2 separate regions of the Homo sapiens genome follow, and region 1 is linked to region 2. The links are chromatin contacts, found by Hi-C or POLR2A ChIA-PET in ENCODE. All regions are on one chromosome and are shown on one strand. Each heading gives the region's core, a stretch centred on a gene start or an enhancer-like site at or near the end of the contact. The rest is flanking DNA. Distances are from core to core; before and after follow the strand shown. Region 1 overlaps IL12RB2 (interleukin 12 receptor subunit beta 2). Region 2 overlaps IL23R (interleukin 23 receptor).

Region 1 (7,253 bases), core at 4,212-6,711, 190 kb before region 2:
AGAGGCCTGAATTGACCTACAGGGACCCTTTGGCAGCGTATGAGAGGTTTGTATCTTAGTGATGTGATTGAAGTCTCAGAGGAGCCAACTTTAGAATAGTGTTGACACTTGTAAATAAGAAAAGAAGTGACCACTAGCAAAGTATGGAGCCACTTATCACAGAATGAAGGAAAGGCACTTATTTGTTTCAACAGCTCAGCAACAAAATTGAGTTAAATACAGCCCTAATTCCTTTTTGTTTAAGAAATAGCCTTTATTTTTAGAAAAAGTCAAGTAAATTGGGTGGAATTCTAGATATTTCAATTAAAGAGGGAAGAGCATATTTTCTGGTTCCTGTTTAAAAGAATGTTTTTATTAATGACTTAAAATACTCCATTTATCAGTTTACTTCAAATAGTTCTTTTCAAGGAGTGGTGCTTCCGTTTTCGTGGCCTACCTGTACCTTGTATTATAGGATTTAGATTAGCTGGGTAGATAAGTTAGCAAATTCAAGAGTGCCAGATTTGTCCTAGTGTCAATTTGTTTTTAAATTTATCTGTTTTTTTAGGTTGATTTCTCAAGAGCCAAGAATGAACTAGAACTTCAGAAGTATGGAAACACCAGTTTTTGGTTGCCTCATAAAAATAACTTTTTTTGGTCTGAGTTTATTTCAAAGGTTTTTTGGAGACTTCAAAGATTTGTACAGAATCACAGTTACAGTCAACTACAGTGAGAATGCCAATTGATGTAAACTTGTACAACATTTGCACAGAATGGAATTCGAGAGTATTTAAAAGTTACGCTTTGAAACTAGACTGTCTGGTATAAGGTATTAGTTGTGTGAATTCCATTATTATTTAACCTTTGTATTTGTTCCTCACCTGTGTGGTGGTAAGAACTGATTTACAGTCCTTAAAAACTCTATGCACTAAGTACTGTTAGTGTTACTGACTGTAATTAACAATTCCTATTAGAATAGGAATTGGCAAAAATTGGCTTATTATGTTTTTATTTATTTTGAGATAGTTTCATTCTGTTGTCCAGGCTGGAGTGCAGTCGCACGATCTCACTGCAACCTCTGCCTCCTGGGTTCAAGTGATTCTCCTGCCTCAGACTCCTGAGTAGTTGGGATTACAGGCATCTGCCACCACGCCCAGCTAATTTTTTTTTTTTTCATTTTTAATAGAGACAGGGTTTCACTGTGTTGGCCAGTCTAGTCTCGAACTCCTGACCTCAAGTGACTCACCCGCCTCGGCCTCCTAAAGTGCTGGGATTACAGGCATGAGCCACCACGCCTGGCCTATACATAAATTGGATTTCAAAGACTGATGACCTCAAATACTACCTTAACACTCCCATCCCCACATCACTTGATTGTGTCATGTGCTTTGCCTTTTCTTGGTCTGACAGAAGCACTAAGGGTCAATGCAAGTGCCAAACACAGAAGGCAGGGCAAAAGAAACATGGGACAGGGCCACAAAGAAAGTAGTCAGCAGTATCTGTTTCTAGACCCCCTGTCCCAGGTCTTTGAAAAGAAATTGGTAATATTTTATTGAGTATCCAATTATAAGAGTAGTGAGTAGGTGTGATTAAAAGAACGCAAAAATTTAGTTAAAAACTATGGCTAGAGGTAACCATGGTTAGCATTTTAATGTGTATTCTTTACAATTTTTTGCATTGATTTATGAAAGTGAAATGATTCTATTCAGCCTTTTTTTCCTTTTTCTTATTTTTTCCAGACGTCATTACAAATATTCAGCCTTTTGTAAATGACCGTTTCCATGTCAAATATATATATATATATATATATTTTTTTTTTTTTTTTTTTTAAAGAGACAGGGTCTGCCAGGCATGGTGGCTCACTCCTTTAATCCCAGCAGTTTGGGAGGCCTAGGCGGGTGAATCACAAGGTCAGGAGTTCGAGGCCAGCCTGGCCAACATGGTGAAACCCCATCTCTACTAAAAATACAAAAATTAGCCGGGCATGGTGGCGGGCATCTGTAATCCCTGCTACTCGGGAGGCTGAGGCAGGAGAATCACTTGAACCCGGGAGGTGGAGTTTGCAGTGAGCCAAGATTATGCCACTGCACTCCAGCCTGGGTGACAGAGCAAGACTCCGTCTCAAAAAAAAAAAAAAAAAGAGGTCTCACTCTTGCCCAGGTGATCCTCCTGCCTCCACCTCCCAGGTAGCTGGGACTACAGGTATAAGCCACCATACCCAGCTAATTAAAAAAAAAAAAAAACTTGGTAGAGATGGGGTCTTGCTATGTTATTGCCCAGGCTGGTCTCGAACTGGCTTTAAGTGATCCTCTGGCCCTGGCCACCCAAAGAGCTGGGAATATAGGCATGAGCCACTGCACCTGGCCTTGCTTATACTAAAAACAAAACAAAACTGCATAGAATGCTTTTTATCAATTCTAAGATCCCAAATTTCAGGCGTATTAACATGTTAAATTGTGCATCATAGATATCAATGGCATATTATCGTTTTATTGGCATTTTTTTCTACTTAGAACATAAACTAATGAGATGTCTTAAAACTGCTGGAGTCTTAGATTCCTTGAAATTCAGTGTTTCATTGTACAGATATATCATGATTTAACCAGGTCTCTACTGAAGGGCATTTAAGGCTTTTCCCTCTCACTCCCTGCCCCTCACCATTTTATAAAATCAAATGCTGTTGAGGAATCCTGTATTCAATTTAATATAATTATACTGTTCCTTGGGCTATATGTAGGAGTGGAGTTGCTTATTCAGATTTTATCGAATATTGCCCGTCTGCCCTCCACAAAGGGGCCAACTTACACTCCTGATTTTTATTTTTATTTTTATTTTTTGAGATGGAGTCTTACTCTATTGCCCAGGATGGAGTGCAGTGGCGCAATCTTAGCTCACTGCAACCTCCACCTCCCAGGTTCAAGCAATTCTCATGCCTCAGCCTCCTGAGTAGCTGGGATTACAGGCGCCCACCATCATGCCCAGCTAATTTTTTTTTTTTTTTTTTTAAAGTAGAGACAGGGTTTCTCCATGTTGGCCAGGCTGGTCTTGAACTCCTGATCTCAAGTGATCTGCCCACCTCGGCCTCCCAAAGTCCTGGGATTACAGGCATGAGCCACCATGCCTGACCTGTTGCAAATATTTGTGTGTGTGTGTGTGTGTGTGTGTGTGTGTGTGTGTGTGTGTGAGAGAGAGAGAGAGAGAGTTTTGCAAGGCTTTAATTTTAATCTATTTTGGAAATTCATTCTAATCAGGCTGTGATGTAATGATCCAGTTTGTTTCCATCAGCCAGCAGATTGATTGAATTGCTTATCTTTTTCTAGGGTGGGAAGAAGACCCTCTGATCTCTTGAGAGGTGCTTTACTCATGAGGGTCCACCTGTAAGCCTTTCATAGAGGTGGATAATGTGAACTTCCATGAGTCCTGCAAGTTAGGAAGAGGAAAACATGCCTCCTTTGGAGGGCTTGAGTGGTGCTATTGGGACAGGTGACAACTGCATTAGATGCAAAATTTTTAATTTAGATTAAAAAGAGTAGAACCTGGTGGAGATAAACCAAGAATCGTACATGGGGAGCTGACTATAATAGAATGTGCCTAGTTTGGCATTGCTTTCACAGGTCTCAGGGGATTGGTGACTTAATGCTGAAGCTGAAAAGCTATTAATGGAAGCTGAAAAATTGGGATAATGTGAAGAGAAGGAAGAGAAAAAAACTAACACTAGTTTAATTTTCCTATTGCCTATAAGGTAGGCAGAAACCCAGAAAATAAAATCTCTGGCTTCAGGGAAAGAGAGGTCCTTCAAAGATACTCATGGTGAGGATCTCACAGTTGATGGTGAGGATTTCCATGAATTCATTAAGAATGAACTCAAGGGCTGAGTGCGGTGGCTCACACCTGTAGTCCCAGCACTTGAGGAGGCCGAGGCAGGCGAATCACTTGAGTTTAGGAGTTTGAGACCAGCCTGAGCAACACTGCAAAACCCTGTCTCTACAAAAAATACAAAAATTAGCTGGGCTTTACTCTCAGACCACAACTAAATACAGAAGCAACTTCTGTGACCAGATGGTGGACATCAGGGGGTGTTTCCCCACACCAAGCAGCAGACGTCATCTGGGTGTCCTCTAATTCAGTGCCAACACTATTCTGGGTATTGGGAACCCAGAGATAGTGTCAGATCCCACAAGTTGCGGGCTCAGTCCCCAAGACTGTCCCACTCCCACCGGTTGTAAGTCCAGCCCCCTGGAACTTCTGACCGATCAGCTTCAAGTTGTTCCCACAGCCCCTTCTTTGGGTTTGATTAATTTACTGGAGCAGCTCACAGAACTCCGAGACACAACTTTGATTGGTTTATTCCAAAGGATACAGATAAAGAGATATGTAGTGCAAGGAATGGGGGAAGGGGCATGGAGCTCCCATGCGCCACCTTTTAGGAATCTCCACATGTTCAGCTATCATCTGGACGCTCTCACGCTCTCTGAATCCAGTCCTCTTGGGTTTTGCTTTTTGTTGTTGTCTTTTAAGACAGTCTTGCCCTGTCGCCCAGGCTGGAGTGCAGTGGCATGATCTTGGCTCACCCCAACCTCCACCTCCCTAGTTCAAGCGATTCTCATGCCCCAGCCTTCCAAGTAGTCAAGATTATGGGCATGTGCCACCATGCTTGGTTAATTTTTGTATTTTTAGTGGAAATGGGGTTTTTGCCATATTAGCCAGGCTGGTCTCGAACTCCTGGCCTAGAGTCATCCACCCACCTCGGCCTCCAAAAGTGCTGGGATTACAGGTGTGAGCCAACCGTGCCTGGCCCTCTTGGGTTTTTATGGAAGCTTCATGACATCAGCCTTCCTTCTCCCAGGGTATGGGTGGGACCCTCTCATGGGAGGGTCTTAAGACTCACAATTGGAAAGGCAGGGGAATGTTAGAGTGAAAGGAGGATAGGAGAAGGTCAGAGGCTGGTCCCTGAGGCCTGACACACCCAACATAGCAAAAGACTGAGGAGGGCTACGGGAGTTATTGTTATGGGACATCCATAACAATGGAGTCCCCATCCAGACCCCAAGAGGGGATTCTTGGATCTTGAACAAGAAAGAATTTGAGGTGAATCCACAGAGTAAAGCGAAAGTAAGTTTATTAAGAAAGTAAAGGAATGAAAGAATGGCTACTCCATAGAGCAACAGCGTGGGCTGCTCAATTGAGTATACTTACAGTTTTGTTGTTGTTGTTGTTTGTTTGTTTGTTTGTTTGTGACAGTCTCGCTGTGTTGCCCAGGCTGGAGTGCAATGGTGCAATCTCGGCTCACTGCAACCTCCACCTCCCGGGTTCAAAGCGATTCTCGTCTCAGCCACCTGAGTAGCTGGGATTATAGGCGCATGCCACTATGCCTGACTAATTTTGTATTTTTAGTACAGATGGGGTTTCACCATGTTGGCCAGTCTGGTCTGGAACTCCTGACACCTCAGGTGATCCACCCACCTCAGCCTCCCAAAGTGCTCGGATTACAGGCGTGAGTCACCATGCCTGGCCTGAGTTATTTCTTGATTATATGCTAAACAAGAGGTGAATTATTCATGAGTTTTCCAGGAAAGGAGTAGGCAATTCCCAGAGCTGTGAGTTTCTCCCCCTTTTAAACCCTATAGGGTAACTTTCTGACGTTGCCTTGGCATTTGTAAACTGTCATGGAGGGAGTGTCTGTTAGCATGTTAACATATGCATATTATATGCTAATTATATGCATTATAATTAGCATATAATAAGCGTGAGGATGACCAGAGGTCACTTTCGTCACCATCTTGGTTTTGGTGGGTTTTGTTTGGCTTCTTTACCACAACCTCTTTTATCAGCAGGGTCTTTGTGACATCTTGTGCCAACCTATCTCATCCTGTGACTAAGAATGCCTAACCTCCTGAGAATGCAGCCCAGTAGGTCTCAGCCTTATGTTACCCAGCCTCTATTCAAGATGGAGTTGCTTTGGTTCAAACACCTCTGACATCAGGAGCCCGCAACCATGGATGGAAACCAATATATATCATTATAAGACCACAAAATTGCAATTTTCCTGAGGAATGAAAGCCTAGCTGTATGTTGGTGAGTATCACCTAGATCTGGTGAACCTAGCAACTTGGTTTGGGGTTTTTACTAGTGGTGGGGGGCAGAGGGGAGAAGGGCAGATTGTGAAAACCGCTTGGGGCAATGGCAGAACAGAGTTACCCATCTTCTGTCATTCATGGAAAGAGGACACCTTATCTGGCAGAGTGAGCTGCCAAAGACATGCTCAAATACGTCTTTAAAATGAGAAACACCCCTCCATGCATCACAATGGTGCTGTCAACAAATGGGAGAGAATGGGGTTTGGGGAGGAAAATGAACGAATGCAAACAATTGTTCCAATAAGGAGGAAATGGGCACAGATGGGCTGGCTTCTGGAATAGAAAGAATAAGACAAAGCAGTGGCAAGTGATACTGCTGCGAAAAGACAATCAGTCTAAGGCAAAGGGAAAAGTCAAGCTGGGAACTGCATCAGGCAAAGCTGCCTCCCATTTTATTCCCCTTCTCCCCCGAAAAACTGCATACTTTCCTCACAATTTGCCTACGAGGGCTTCAAGATCTTTACTCTAAAACAGTTCTGTTGAATTTCACCATAGCTGATCTTCACAAGTGTGGGACAAAGGATACACAGAACTCAAAGTCATCCCTCTGTTCACCTGAGCTACCTCCTTCTCACATGTAAATTGTGTATTTAGTAAAAGGCTGATCAAAACCCCAAAAGAATGCAATCTTTTGTCTCTTATTTACCTATGACCTGGAAGCCCCCACTTTGAGTTATCCTGCCTTTCCAGACCCAACCAATGTACATCTTACATATGTTGATTGATGTCTTATATCTCCCTAAAATGTATAAAACCAAGCTGTGCCTTAACCACTTTGGGCACATGTCCTCCGGACCTTCTGAGGGTGGGTCATGTGTGTCCTTAACCTTAGCAAAATAAAAACTTTTTAAATTAATTGAGACCTTTCTCAGATACTTTTGGGTTCATGATGCTTACTTTTTTATTGGTAGCTACTATGGACCAGGCATGATGCTGGTGCTGGGGAAACACTGCCAAAGTTCCTGCTTTCAAGTTGTCTGCAGTCCAACAGAGAAAGTAAGTATATGGAAATCATGCTGAGGAGGCCTCAGCATCCTTAGGAGTCTTTAGGAGTCAAGGAAGGATTCCTTAAAAAAAAAAAAATTCTTTTTTTTTTTTGGGAAGACAAATGAGGACTGCAGTATCATATGAGACTTT
Region 2 (7,538 bases), core at 1,746-4,245:
TCTGCTTCATATTAGTGTCTCTTGTAAGGAAGTTGTTAGTCTCCAATATGTTTGCTGCCATTACATTTATAGATAAGTCCTCTTAAAGGAAAGAAATACCGTAAAGTACAGCCAGAATTCCAAAATAGTAAGAAGAACGTTATGGAACTGTTATCAGTTGTTTAAACCATGAGGCAAACCAGGTGGCTGCTTAGGGCCCTGCAAGTACAACATGATACCTCAGGATGATATCTTTGGAGGCTAAAATGAACATTGAAAGAGCTGGACTTAATTGAGTGCCTCTGTAAATAGTATAATTTCAAGAGTGCAAGAAATTTTGAAGTAAGTCCATTTCTACTTAGAGCCTCAACTCTGAAGGTTAGGGGTCATTGAAACGTAATATTCTTCAGTTTGAGATCTCTCTTTTCTTATGTTAAATATAAGTTCCTGGGAACATCCTTGGGTGGAGGGAAGAAAAAATCTCCAACCTAGTTAGAGTTCTATAATTCCTACCTTCCCCAACTATCAGTATGGGGCATGGCACTGGATGAGAGGGTCCTTGGTAACCCACCAGTGTCTAAACCCTTGGTTTCTCCCTTTACCCTACAACCTCCTCCCCTTTCTGCCCAAGTAATTTTTATCTAGTGTTTGGTAGAGGAGGGAAATGGGGTGGTGATGGGGAAACTTATTTGTGACTAATCATACATTTTTCCACATTTTCTGTCTTATACCAACCTTCAGACTTGGAAATGCCGAAGCCAAGGATTTGTCTTTGCTATCTGTATGCTGTTCTATCAGCCCTTTCAAGAAAAGAATAAATACTTGGTTTTGTGCAGCCTAAGTTAAGAATGGTTTTCTCACTTTTAAATGGTTGAAAGAAATTTTTTTTAAAAAAAGACTATTTCATGATGTATGGAAATTATGTGAAATTCAAATTTCAGTGTCCAAAAATGAAATTTTAATTGGAACAGACTATGCCCATTCATTTACATAATTGTCTGTGACTGCTTTCACGCTACAAACACAGAGTTGAGTAGTTGAGACAGAAATCTTATGTTCTGCAAAGCCTAAAATGTTTACCATTTGGCCCTTGAATAAAAAGTTTGCTGAGACCCTGGTGTAGCTTAATTAGAGAAATGAGTCACCAATAATCCACTTACTTGAACACATAGCTGAGATTTCCCTGCCTCTGTCACTAAAGTTGGACACCATTAGACAAATAATAATAATAATAGTAATAGCTAATGTTTCAAAATATTATCCACATGAACTTGACATTATAAAAATCAATGGAGATGCAAAAAATGATCATGGCACATCTCTGCCTTCCATGAGTTCACAGTTAAAGAGTAGAGAAATAGAAGTGTAAACAGGCAAGTATATACAATGTGGCAAATGCCCTGAAACAGAGTATACGGAAGTAGGTGTGGATTGCCGTTCGCAACTGGGAGCTCAATTTTTGACATGAATTTGAGGGGCCTAGGAGACAGCCCATAAAGATACAAACAAATAGTTAGAAATATAGGTCTGACTTTCATGAGAGTTGGGAGGGCTCCAGTTTCTAGCCTACATACAGGTGTAGCTGAGGCCTTGGGAATAGGTGAAAGGAGTAAGAAAGAGAGGAGACAGTGAGATGGTAGGTATGAAGGGAATGTCAATGTTTAGGGAATTGGCAGAAAAAATAATTTACAAAGGAAAGGGCATCCAGAAATATTGATAGAAGACTAACACATTCTTGAAATGGGAAAACCAAGAGGAGAGACATTTTCAGGACAAGGTGGTCAACAGTGTCAAATGCTAGAGTAGGATGAAGACTGCCAAGGTTCTTGGTCTTTATTGTTTGGAAAGATGCTACCATCTTCCTCTCCTCACACGAACTGGTTCCAGCAGCAGGTGGAGAGCCTTGATGACATTTTGAGGTGGATTGCAATAATGCCCAGGTAATTTCCCAGCCCCATATCCTGGCCCTTTACCATGTAGCTTTGAACGTTCTCCCATTCTGGCTCTGGTTTGTCCATGTAGCTTGCTTTGAGCCAACAGACATTGGTAAGCCTGATATAAGCAGAGGATTGAAAGACACTGGAAAGATTGGGCCTTAGGTACTCTTGCCCTCTGCCATCACCATAAGGACATGCCCAGGCTAGCCTGTTGATGGCAGAAAGAGGACCAGGAGACATGTAGAGGAGAGCTCATGCAAAGACATAGGAGTGAGCCAGCTGAGCTGCAAACACATGCCCAATTCCAGCAAAGCTCACCTTAGACCAGCTGGACCCCACTGACATTGAGAAATAAATGTTTATTGTTATATGTCCCTTCAGCTTTTGTGGCAGTTTGTTACACATTATTGTGTAGCAGGACGAGCCGCAGACAAAACCTCTCAGACACCGAGTTATAGAAGGAAGGGCTTTATTCAGCTGGGAGCATCGGCAATCTACCGCCTTAAAATCCGAGCTCCCCGAATGCACAATTTCTGTCCTTTTAAAGGGCTCACAACACTACAGATTTCACATGAAAGGGTCGTGATTGATTTGAGCAAGCAGGCGGTACGTGACAGAGGCTGCATGCACCAGTGGTCAGAGAGAAACAAAACAGGGCAGGGAGTTTCACAATGTTCTTCTATACAATGTCTGGAATCTATGAATAACATCGCTTTCTAAGTTATGAGTTGATTTTTAACTACTGGGTTTTGGCCAGGCAGGCCCAGTCCTGGTTTCGGGCCTGGTGCTGGGTTGCCTGTCTTTGCTTTTACTTCCTTGTTGTTTTTTCTTAAAACAGGTACTGAGTATAAAAAAATATAAAACAATATGAGAGGGTCTCTCTCTTCCCTCAATCGTAGCAGTAGATAGCCGATATACCAATCCCTCTTATTTCATGTAAATAGGAGTATGTAATAGACTAGAAAAATGTTTAGAAAATAGAAAGGAATTATATTACCAGTGTCTCTGAATAAGTTTTCAGAAACCAACTGTTTTCTGGTTGAAACTCTCATTCTCTGCTCCCCCTGGTGGTGCTACATAGGCCATCTTGGTAACAGGTACATTTGAGCTCACTTTTCAAAACCTTCTCTTTGTCAGAAGTGGCAAATGGAACTGAAAGAATATTTGTTATCTCATATGGTCTTCATAACAATCCTTTGTGACAGGTAGTATTAGCTCCATTATATAAATAGGGAAACAGAGTTTGAAAGAGGTCAAGCCAGATTTTTTTGAACTTATACCATCAGTAACTGAGTGCCTCTCACAGACTCTACATCACTTTAAAGACCACATAAATATTTAGAAAATGAAAAGACAGGTCTCAAACCAACTTTGAAAAGCTAGTTATATTTTGTAATCAAGATTACATAGTAGGTGGTTTTTCTCTGAGATGTTTATTTTCTTTCTTTTTATAGAGATGGGGGTCTCACTGTATTGCCCCGGCTGCAGTGCAGTGGCTATCCCTGGTGGGATCATAGTGCATTACAGCCTCAAAACCCTGGCTCAAGTGATCTTCCTGCCTCAGTCTCTCAGGTAGCTGAATATAGGCTTGTATCACCCCTCCCAGCTGAGATTTATTTTCTTCTTGCTATCTCTGAGCCTTTACTAAAATCTGTATATATTCCAACCTGGTCTAAGCTAGACTTCTAGGGAATTCAGAAGGGAGAGAGGTAAATGAGGTGGGAGCAAGATGTTTGTAAATGTTCTCCCAGAGGCAGCTGTGTCTCCAGAGACAAAATCTGAAGCTTTGACCTGGAACCATCTTTCAAGAGATAACTAGAGTCATGTGTCACTTAACGACAGGGATACATTCTGAGAAATGCATCATTAAGCGATTTCATCATTGTACGAACATCATAGATTGTAATTACACAAACCTGGGTGGTATAGCCTACTACACACCTAGGCTATATGGTATAGCCTGTTGCTTCTAGGCTACAAACCTATAAAGCATGTTACTGTACTGAATCCTGCAGGCAATTGTAATATAAATCACTAGGTGACAGAAATTTTTCAGCTGCATGATAAGTTTATGGGACCACCATCATATATGCCATCCATCATTGCCTGAAACATGGACTGCTGCGTGGCACATATTCTCCTTGCCTCGTCAGCCTAATTCCCTTAGATACTTCACAGTCTGTATGTACCTTAGCTAAAGGGGCTGAAAAGCACCCTCAATACTGTGACTTTCAGTTGGATTCCTTTGCTCTACTATCCCTGCTGCATGGCTCCCCTAGAGGCTAGAGAGTAACATTACTAGCTAGCATTTAGTGAACAATTACACTATTCCAGGCTTGTAGCTAACTTCTTACATCATTGGATCCCCTTTCCCACAACAAACACATGATATAAGGGCTTATCTTATCCCCATGTTATGTATGGGAATAACGAGGCACAGAGAAGATAAGAAACATGCTCAAGATTGCATGACTAGGCCGGGCGCAGTGGCTCGCACCTGTAATCTCAGCATTTTGGGAGGCCGAGATGGGCAGATCACTTGGGATCAGCCTGGCCAACGTGGTGAAACCCCATCTCTACTAAAAATACAAAAAGAAGCCAGACGTGGTGCCCGATGCCTGTAATCCCAGCTACTAGGGAGGCTGAGTCAGGAGAATCGCTTGAACCCGGGAAGCAGAGGTTGCAGTGAGCCAAGATCACGCCACTGCACTCCAGCCTGGGCAACACAGTGAGACTCTGTCTAAAAAGAAAAAAAAAGAAAAAGAAAGATTGCATGACTTAGCCAGGAGCAGTGGCTCGTGCCTGTAATACCAGCACTTTGGGAGGCTGAGGCGGGATGGTTGCTTGAGCTCAGCAGTTAGAGACCTTGACACTAGCCTGGGCAACATGACACAACCCTGTCTCTACAGAAAAATTTTTAAAATTTAGCTGGGCATGGTGGCACTCTCCTGTGGTCAGCTACTTGGGAGACTGAGGCAGGAGGATTGCTTGAGTCCAGGAGGTCAAGGCTGCAGTGAGCTGAGATTGCGCCACTGCGCTCCAGCCTGGGCAGTAGAGCAAGACCCTGTCTCAAAAGGAAAAAAAAAAAAAAGATTGCATGACTAGAAAGTAGCAGAGCCAGGCTTTGAACTCTAGAGCCTGTGCTCTTGGCCACAAGGCTTTCCTGTCGCTTTGAAGTAAACCCCCCACCTCCAGCAATATCTAATGGAGGCAATGCCACCACGGAGCTAAAGTGGTAGAAGAGACCTGTAATCTTTGGTATCCTCCCACTCCTCTTGACTCTGACTTTCCTGTCTTCCTACAGACATGCAGAGACAACACTTCATGCATGACCCAGATGAAATTGACAGTAGCAAATGTAAACAAAGCTTCATTCTGGCTACAGTGACTTGGCTTGAGTGATCTGGATAGAAATGGTAATTCACTTTTTCTGTGTTAGTGGTTGTGTTTAAAGGAAACGTGGTAGATTGACTGAGGGAGTCATGAGTTTAAAAAAACTTTCTGAAAAAAATAATGGTGGAGGAGACAGAAGTGGCTTTGGATTGAAACCTGTCTTTTCATTTTCTAAATATTTATTTGGTCTTTAAAGTGATGTAGAGTCTGTGAGAGGCACTTAGTTACTGACGGTATAAGTTCAAAAAAATCTGGCTTGACTTCTTTCAAACTCTATTTCCCTATTTATATAATGGAGCTAATACTACCTATCACAAAGGATTGTTATGAAGAGCATATGAGATAACAAATATTCTTTCTACTCTATTTGCCACTTCTGATAAAGAGAAGGTTTTGAAAAGTGAGCTCAAATGTACCTGTTACCAAGATGGCCTATGTAGCACCACCAGGGGGAGCAGAGAATAAGAGTTTCAACCAGAAAACAGTTGGCTTCTGAAAACTTATTCAGAGACACTGATAATATAATTCCTTTCTATTTTCTAAACACTTTTTCTAGTCTATTACATACTCCTATTTGCATGAAGTAAGAGGATTTGGTATCCTTTTTTTTTTTTTCCTCTGGAGACAGAGTCACTCTGTCACCCAGGCTGGAGTGCAGTGGCTCCATCTTGGCTCATTGCAACCTCCACCTCCCAGATTCAAGCGATTCTCTTGCCTCAGCCTTCTGAGTAGCTGGGATTACAGGCACACACCACCAGGCTTGGCTAAATTTTTTGTATTTTCAGTAGAGACGGGGTTTTGCCATGATGGCCAGTCTGGTCTTCAATCCCTGAGCTCAGGTGATCCGCCTGCCTTGGCCTCCCAAAGTGCTGGGATTACAGGCATGAGCCACTGCACCCAGCCTAAGAAACTCAGTATTCTTTAATATCATTCTATGACTGTGATACTATACAAGGACCCCAGGTGTCTTATTAGGATAAAACCCCATTAATTCAGAATCTAGGACTTGAGAATTGTATTTGTGTTGTTTTGAAATTTAATCTAAATTCTGCATATGCAAAAGGAATTCAGCAGGATCTTCACTTGATTATCAATCAAATGATGCAGAACGTGGATCCCATTTAAGTGTATGCAAACAACCATAAAGTTCACATTTATGATTTGAGTGAACAAAGGTAAACAAGTTGACGTAAGGAATTTACTTTTAATGAGTAATTTTTAGGGTATATAATAAAATTAGTATAGTTTTGCCCCCATCTTCTTGATACTTTTAAGATATATTACTCTATAGCAAAACCGATACTCAGAATCAGTCTTAAACAGCAAAAGGATTTGGAATCATGCTTAGCACCAAAGAAAAATTAAGTTATGTTTAATGTATTTTAGTGTTAAATACATATCACTTTATTTAACGCGCTGAAAACTGGTAATTTCACAGCTGATACATAACTGTTAATTAAGAAAAGCCAGGCCAGGTGCTGTGGCTCATGCTTGTAATCCTAGCACTTTGGGAGGCTGACGAGAAAGCCAGGGGGAGGATTATTTGAGGCTAGTTCAAGACCGGCCTGGGCAACATGGCAAGAATCTACAAAAAAATAAAAATAAAAATAAATTAGCCAGGCATAGTGATGAGTGACTGTAGTCCCAGCTACTTGGGAGGCTAAGGCAGGAGGATCACTTGAGCCCAAGAGGTTGTGGCTGCAGTGAGCTATGATTGCACCACTGAACTTCAGCCTGGGTGATGAAGTGAGAGTCTATCTCTAAAAAAAAAACCTTAAAAAAGTATCGGAAGGGAAAAAAAAAGGCCAGAAACTATTTCTTAATTATTTGGACTAAATGGCAGTTTGTTACGCTTAAAAATAATCAAATAGCATTTCTTTTAAAATATATCAAAATTGGAACTTCTTCCTAAATCAGGCTAGTGTTCCTCCACAGCTGAAATTACTGAGTTTTATTACGTTGTTCCCAGGTGCTGTTATCTGATGTGACTTTATTAATGAACCTTGCAGCTATGCCTTTCTTAAGACACTAGATAATTTAACCTTGGCATTTAAGGATGGTTAGTTTGTTTCTCTAGACGTTCACTTTTTTAAACTCATTTTTACTCGGATTATCATCATCTTTAAGCTCACCTAAGACTCAGGCCTATACTGGTAATAAATATTACACTCTGAACTATACACTTTTCACTTAAAAAGAAACATTCATACATCTTAGTTCTCCTTTCCG

What was found. Hi-C counts contacts between places; a loop is a spot of excess contacts on that map. ChIA-PET counts read pairs that join two places held with the same protein, here RNA polymerase II (POLR2A). Pooled maps may share reads with other maps.
Region 1: a loop to region 2 is called in a pooled map, with 2.7 times the contacts of the local background. The contact joins two enhancer-like sites. A Hi-C loop is called at or near these places in 2 of 50 pooled maps. POLR2A ChIA-PET finds 5 or more read pairs at or near these places in 3 of 52 experiments (activated CD4-positive, alpha-beta T cell, activated T-cell and activated naive CD8-positive, alpha-beta T cell).

The regions. Positions count from the first base shown.
Region 1 is chr1:67,398,464-67,405,716 of GRCh38, reverse strand. IL12RB2 (interleukin 12 receptor subunit beta 2) reads right to left here. Exons shown (of 17, transcript NM_001374259.2): 17 at 6,993-7,253. Among named protein-coding and RNA genes, the nearest start is that of SERBP1, 28 kb to the left of the region's middle. Within about 2 kb of position 5,461, at least 2 of the 41 ENCODE cell types and tissues checked have a DNase peak (open chromatin) inside an H3K27ac peak, as active enhancers do.
Region 2 is chr1:67,210,013-67,217,550 of GRCh38, reverse strand. The region is part of intron 6 of IL23R (interleukin 23 receptor); the gene reads right to left. Among named protein-coding and RNA genes, the nearest start is that of IL23R, 47 kb to the right of the region's middle. RefSeq lists an enhancer at 2,047-2,186. Within about 2 kb of position 2,995, at least 2 of the 41 ENCODE cell types and tissues checked have a DNase peak (open chromatin) inside an H3K27ac peak, as active enhancers do.